Linked DNA regions of Homo sapiens: region 1 is linked to region 2. Evidence: chromatin contacts called from ENCODE Hi-C data. All regions are on one chromosome and are shown on one strand. Each heading gives the region's core, a stretch centred on a gene start or an enhancer-like site at or near the end of the contact. The rest is flanking DNA. Distances are from core to core; before and after follow the strand shown. Region 1 holds the start of AGRN (agrin). Region 2 holds the start of LINC00115 (long intergenic non-protein coding RNA 115).

Region 1 (3,353 bases), core at 424-2,923, 190 kb after region 2:
GCTCTGCCCCGCCGGAAGGCAGCTAAGGCCTGGCGAGTAATCGAGTGCAGCGCCAGTGGGCTGGCACTGCTGGGGGACCCACTACACCCTCCGCAGCCGCTGGCCCGGGTGCTAAGCCCCTCATTGCTCCGGGCCGGCAGGGCCGGCCGGCTGCTCCAAGTGCGGGGCCCACCAAGCCCACGCCCACTCGGAACTCCAGCTGGCCCGCAAGAGCCGCGCGCAGCCCCGGTTCCCGCTCATGCCTCTCCCTCCACACCTCCCTGCAAGCTGAGGGAGCCGGCTCCCGCCTTGGCCAGCCCAGAAAGGGGCTCCCACAGTGCAGCGGTGGGCTGAAGGGCTCCTCAAGTGCCACCAAAGTGGGAGCCCAGGCAGAGGAGGCGTGAAGACCGAGAGAGGGCTGTGAGGACTGCCAGCACGCTGTCACCTCTCAGCACCATCTCAGCTCACTGCAACCTCCGCCTCCTGGGTTCAAGCGATTCTCCTGCCTCAGCCTCCCAAGTAGCTAGGACTACAGGCGCCTGCCACCACACCGGCCAATTTTTGTATTTTTAGTAGAGACGGGGTTTCACCATGTTGGCCAGGCTGGTCTCGAACTCCTGACCTCCCGTGATCCACCTGCCTCAGCCTCCCAAAGTGCTGGGATTACAGGCGTGAGCCACTGCGCCCGGCCCATCCAGCTAATTTTTAATTTTTTTGAGAGATGGGGTCTTGCTATTTTGCCCAGGCTAGTCTCGAACACCCGGTGTCAAGAGATCTTGCTGCCTCCGCCTCCCAGAGTGCTGGGATGACAGGCGTGAGTCACCACGCCCAGCCTAGACACAGTTCTGAAGGGACAAAGGGGGCCTCCGCTCCCTCCTTTCAATCTTCAGCTAGGCCAGGCTCCCACTTGGGTCCTCCAGCCCTCAGTTTCCCCCTGCACCCAGCCAGGCCAAGCTGCAGAGGCGCCCGGCCCAGAGCTGGGAAGGGGCGTGGCGGGACCCGCGCTTGCAGCCGCGGGACGGAAGGGGGCGCGAACCTCCCCGCGGCGGGGCCTGGGGGGGCGGGGCCGGGAGGGGCGGGGCCGCGCCCCGTGCTGGCCAATCAGCGCCCGCCCCGGCACCGGGACCCGCCTCCGCGCCGCAGCTCCCGGGGGGTCCGGCCCGGCCGAGCCTCGGTGTCCGGCCCCGCGGGGGAGGGGCGCGGCCTGCGGAGCGGGATCGGGGCCGGGTCTGGGGCCCCTCCCGGCGGCCTTCGAGCCCTGCCGCCCGGCTCCGCGCCGCCCGGAGCCCCTCGGCAGTCCCGTCACGTCTCCTCCAGATTAGGCATTAACTCGGGTGCAGCCGCACTTCCGGGGGGCCGCGGCGGGGGAGGGGCGCCTGCGGGATCCAGACCCGCCCCCCACTCTCCTCTCCCCGCCCCCTCCCGGGCCGCCCCTTTCCCGCCCCACGGCCGCGCCGGGCGCTGCGTCCCGGGGCTTTGTTCGCGGCGGCGCGGGTCGCCGGCCTCCGGGCGGGCCGGGGGAGGGAGGAGGGAGGGGGCGGGAGGGGGAAGGAAGGAGGAGGGGGAGGAGGAGGGCGCGGGGAGGGGGTAGGGGGGCGGGGAGGAGAGAGGGGGAGGGGCGCCGCCCTGGCCCCGCCCCCCCCCGCCCGCCCGCCCGCGCTCCGCCGCCTCCGGAGCTGCGTCCCGTCCTGTCCAGTCCCGTCCCCGGCGCGGCCCGCGCGCTCCTCCGCCGCCTCTCGCCTGCGCCATGGCCGGCCGGTCCCACCCGGGCCCGCTGCGGCCGCTGCTGCCGCTCCTTGTGGTGGCCGCGTGCGTCCTGCCCGGAGCCGGCGGGACATGCCCGGAGCGCGCGCTGGAGCGGCGCGAGGAGGAGGCGAACGTGGTGCTCACCGGGACGGTGGAGGAGATCCTCAACGTGGACCCGGTGCAGCACACGTACTCCTGCAAGGTGCGCCCACCCGGACCCCGGCCTCCCCTCGCGACGCCTGCCGCCCCGCCGGGACCCCCGCCCCAGGCCGTGGGAACCAGCCCCGGTCGCTCCGCAGCCCCCGCTCCGGCTCCCTTGGCGACCGCCAAGCCCCGGGAGGGGGGGTCGCCGGGTCCCGGGAAACTCGCGGGCGCCGGGGAAAGTTGCTGCGCCGCCGCCGTCCTCCGCCCGCCGCCGCCTCCCTCCTCGCGGAGACAAGTGCACCTCGCCCACGGACTGCGGCTGCCGCGCGCCCTCCCTACCGGCCGAGAAGGAGAGGGGCCTGGGGAGGGGGGGCCTTTGCCCGGGCGGGGAGCGGGGGCTGGGCCTGGGATCCGCTTGTTCCCCTCCCCAGAGGCCTTTCCCGGGGCGAGAGGGGTTGGTCAGGAGAGAAAAAGGGGCGCACAGCCTGAGCTCCCAACCCCGGGAGCCAGGTGGGGGGTGCCGCAGTGGTGCGGGGGGGGGGCGTGCAGGAGCAGAGAGGTGGGCGGGGCCGTCACCGGGCCTCGTGTGCTTGGGGGCAGGGCCGGTGCCCCATCGCGCTCCTGCGGGAACCGGGGCTCCCCACCCCGGGGAGGGGAAGTTTCCCTGGTTTCTCCTTCAGGTGCTTCTGGGAGCCCCCGGGGTAGGTACGCTGGGACCCCCACCATCTTCTCCTAGTAGGGGCTCGGGGGACCCAGAGCCGGCGCCCGTGTACCCCCAAAACCATCTCCTGGGACCAGAAATCCACTCATTTCCCTCCACGGAGGTGGAGAAGGTGGCAGCTTCTTTCAGACTGGCCGGTGCGGGCTACAGCTGGGCTCCCCCGCCGGCCCAGTCTCCTCCACAGCGGCCAGGGCACTTTGCCAGGCCCCTGCAGGATTTTCCCGACTTCCTCCCCGCTGCTCCTGGGTGTGGCTGGGGTGGGGGAAGGCGATGAAAGCCACCAGGCCCTCCCCCTGCCTGGGTCATCTGCCTCCTGGAGCCTACTGTTGGGGGGCGTGGAAGAGGCTCTGCCTGCGCAACTGGAGGGGGTCCCTGCGGATGCCGCAGTCCTGAGGCTCCCAGCAGGGGCTGCGCAGTGGACAGGCCAACCATTGTCTCTCCCCCCATCCGGCAGCCCCAGCCCCCCAGATCTGAGGAAGGGGCTGCTTCTCCCGGCTTTGTTCTCAGGGGAGTGCGTGAGTGCGTGGGTCCCTGTCCCCGTGAGGGCCGCCAGGTCGGCTGTAGCCTTTACCACAGGCCACCGTCAGAGCAGCTGCCCTCAGGGCCCCAGGAGCTGAGAAGGTGGAGGGTGGGGCACCCTGCACTGCCCAAACTTGATTTCGTGGTTCACAGGCTGCCCTGAGTGCACAGACTGTAGAAGCCCGAGGAAGGGGCGTCTCAGCCCAGCCACAGGGCCAAGCTGGCCCCTTACCCCAACGCCCCA
Region 2 (3,612 bases), core at 959-3,458:
CATATCTAATCCTTTTCCATTTTTGTTCTCTGAGCTTCTTTCTTAGGGAAGATCCTTCTTGAGAAGCCCCTGCTGAGTATTAGGAAAATGCATTTCAGGACCTCTCATCAACACATCCTCTTTCTTTACCACAACCACATATATGGGGGCATAACTCAACATGTGTAAAAGACAATCTTCTGCTTTTCACTGAACCTCCAGGAATTCAGGACAATAAACGTCTACATGGAGACCAACAGGTGAGTTTTTCTGCCCCTTCTTTCATAACACCGTTCTTCCCTAGTGAAGTCCACACACATCCTTACATGGCAGCTGTGGGTATATCAACTGGTCTGACCCCTTTTAGTCACAGAGCCTGAAGTCTCTGCTAGTACCTGCTGAGCACAGGGTCATGGGTGAGAATGGGCAAGTCTTTTTCTTTCTCTGGTTCCTGAACTTCCCAGGCTCTCTCACTTCTGGATCCTGAATACCCAAAAACCAAGCTTCCTTCCCAGAACCAACACCTCCTCCTCATTAGAAAGATACCTTTGTTCTGTGCTTACTTTATAAAGTCTTGCTCTTTCCCTATCCACTGCCTTGTGTCAGTATGTGTGTGTCTTGGGGCCGGTGGAAAGGTGAACAGAAGCCAGTAGAGAGTAACCAGCACCAGCTTCACAGGAATGGCATGACCTTGATACGATAGCGGCAGTTTTCCCTTAACATCCCTGCCCCCTAAAGACTTCAGATCATATGTCACACTCTTAAGTAACAGCGATTTGTCTTTCACGGTTTTAATCATATTGATTAAAAGCATTTGTCTTCTCCAGAACATCACATTAAGTCATCAAAAAATATAAACCTTAAAAAGATGTAATTATTGGAACTGAAAAACATAAAAGGTGAGCTTTGGAAATATCTTTGAGCAATTTATTCGTTATGAACACATGTAATCTGTTGGAACAAAGTTCTAGGACAATCCAGGTCATCCTTCAATATTTGCAGAAAACATCACAAAGAAAACTTGATACTTATACTTAGTTGGAAACTTTATGCCACAGCCATTAAATACAGAGATCATACAAAGGAATAGAGGAAGCTGTTGAATACTAAACTAACTCAAATCATCAATATCCTTACGGAGTGCACACTGAATTAATGTAAAAAGCATTTAGTAAACAAAAAGTATTTTCAATATACAATTAAGACTGAAAAGTATTGAGGCCTCATAAGCTGAACCTGACACAATAAATTTAAAAGGGAAACTAATTTGGAAATCAGAAAACCACTAAGGAATTTGGGAATTAGGCTTCTGCTGCCCTCTCTGCTACTGACGGTCAAGGCCTCCTCATTGTATTCTGTCCTCCATATCTCTGCTGATTCCCATTTTGTCTATTTCCATTTACCCCACTACTGCTTGCTCAGGTCACTCTCCTTCACTGTCGGTGTTTGTTCAAATTCCTCAGACCCATCCACTTCCCATCTAAACTTCCCTCCCCTTTTCTCGCTCGTTGGCTCTACCTCCCTCCTCTCTGTTTTCTCCTCACTCTCCTGCCCCACCTCGACATCCACAGCGAGGCAATGAAGAAGCCCCTGCCAAGGAGGAGCCCGCTTCTCAGTGGGACACCGGGAAGGTAGACACCCAACAGTCACCGCTAGTGGGAGGCGATTGTGCAGAAGCACGAGGGTTGTTACAGGATCGGGCAGGTCCCCTACCCCAGTCTCGGACTCAGGGTCCTGTCTGAGGCGGCCACCCCGAAGCGTGGGGTTTGCGGAGACGTAGGGCCTGGCGGAGGGAAGGACGGGGAAGCATCTCAGGGAGGACTGGCGTCTGCCGAATCCCAGGGCTGCCCTGAGGGGCCAAGAGGGGCGAGGGTGGGGACGATGGAAGACAAGCCACATGCCGAATGGGGACCTGAGGCCGCGCGCGATAGGATGGGCGGACGGTGAAGAGAACTAGGGTGGAAGGGCCGGACAGGGGCGACCTCAGTGACGGAACCGGACACAGACGCAGATCTGGCAGCTGAGCGACAGGCTTCGGAGCATTTCCGGGCGTCGCGGGACTCCCCGCCGACAGGAGGGCGGTTGCCGAGCCTGTGACATCCGCGGAGACCAGCAGACCCCGGGTGTGGAGGACGCCGCAGGGAGGGGACTGCGTGGCTGGGTTTGGCCACAAAAAGCGGAGGGCACTCACCCGAGCGGACCTTGGCTCCGGATAATCCGTTTCCGGGTCAACAAAAAACGTCGCGCGAGGGGCGGGGCGCGTACGTGCAGGGAGGGGAGGCAGAGAAAAAGGCGGGGCCGGGCCGGGCCGGGGCGGGGTCTCGGGCAGGGGCGGGGAGCTTACCGACCTCCCGCCCCCGCTGCGCGCGTTTCTGGCCCTGCCAGTGTCTCCGCCGGTTGAAAGCGCGTGTCTGCGTCGGGTTCTGTTGGAGTGCGTTCGGTGCGCCGTGGGTCCGCGCTGCTTCCACCCAACTTCCTGTTAGGTAAGAGGCGCGTGAGGCTCCTGTGCCGGGGGCGGTGCTGCTCCCGAGTCGGCGCGCGGCGGGGACGCGAGTCCGTAGGTGCTGGCGGGAGCGAGAGTCGGGTGGGGACCCTCGCGAGCCCGCACTCCGCCTCTGGGTAGCAGCCTCTTCGGCCCCACACGGCGTGACGCGCGCTCGGGCTCCGCGTTCGCGTCGAGGCAGAGGCGTAGTAGGGGTCGGGCCCAGGGCTGGAGGGGCCGGGACCGGGCGGGGTGCCGCCCTGGACACCGCGCCGGCAGCTGTTCCGCGCGGGTTCATGTCATTCCTATTTTCAACCTGTCCTGCTCCGCACCTGAGATGATTTATAAATTCGGTACCTTTGGGACAGGCGTGGATGACATCCCATAATTTACTTCGTTATTAATTTCTAAATGTAATACATACCACTCTCTAAAAGTATTTTTTAATTTGAAATATATTTGTATATATGTACATATATATTTATTTATTTCTGAATTTTGTCTCCAGTACATATAATGAGGCTTGTAAAGTGGATAGTGTTCAGGACATAGGTGGATTTTGCTTTTAAGTAGTAAAGACTTAATTGGTGACTTACTGGGGCTATTTGATAAGGATTTTTTTTTTTAAATGAACATTAAAAACAGTGAAATTGTATTTCCGGATTTCATTAGCTTCATTTATATCTTAATTGGTGAAAACTGTAAGTTAATAACTCATTTTTATTTCCTTTGGAGATTCTTAAGTTTGTGCTACCAATGATTATTTCCAAAAAAAGGCACACTTCTGGTTTTCCCAGAACTAATGCTAGCTTCTCAATCTTTTGAGTTTACTTGATATTAATGTTTGACCTCAAATCATGTCACATTTTTGAAGAAAACTTTCTCTTAGCCAGTGGAACATAAACCACCCTGGAGTTCATATAGAGGAGGGGTTCAAATGCCTCTGATAGTGTCGTGTTAAAACTCATGGCCAAACCCAAGGTCACATAGCTTTCTTTCCATGTTTTCCTCTAGAATTTGTATAGTTTTGTCATTATAAAATGGGTCTTGTCCTAGACCCCAAGAACAGGTTTTTGGATTTCACATGGGAAAGACCTTTTGGCAAGTCACAGAGTATAGTGAAGTTAAGATAGTTTATTAGCAACTACTCA

Evidence for each region. Hi-C counts contacts between places; a loop is a spot of excess contacts on that map. Pooled maps may share reads with other maps.
Region 1: a loop to region 2 is called in a pooled map, with 11 times the contacts of the local background. The contact joins the promoter of AGRN here to the promoter of LINC00115 in region 2. A Hi-C loop is called at or near these places in 3 of 50 pooled maps.

What each region holds. Positions count from the first base shown.
Region 1 is chr1:1,018,447-1,021,799 of GRCh38, forward strand. It overlaps AGRN (agrin), which reads left to right and starts at 1,674. Exons shown (of 36, transcript NM_198576.4): 1 at 1,674-1,927. The coding sequence starts at 1,727. RefSeq lists a silencer at 988-1,437 and an enhancer at 2,946-3,353.
Region 2 is chr1:825,314-828,925 of GRCh38, forward strand. It overlaps LINC00115 (long intergenic non-protein coding RNA 115), which reads right to left and starts at 2,209. Exons shown (of 1, transcript NR_024321.1): 1 at 893-2,209. LINC01128 (long intergenic non-protein coding RNA 1128) reads left to right here and starts at 2,278. Exons shown (of 4, transcript NR_047524.1): 1 at 2,278-2,462. RefSeq lists an enhancer at 1,902-2,231 and a silencer at 2,272-2,501.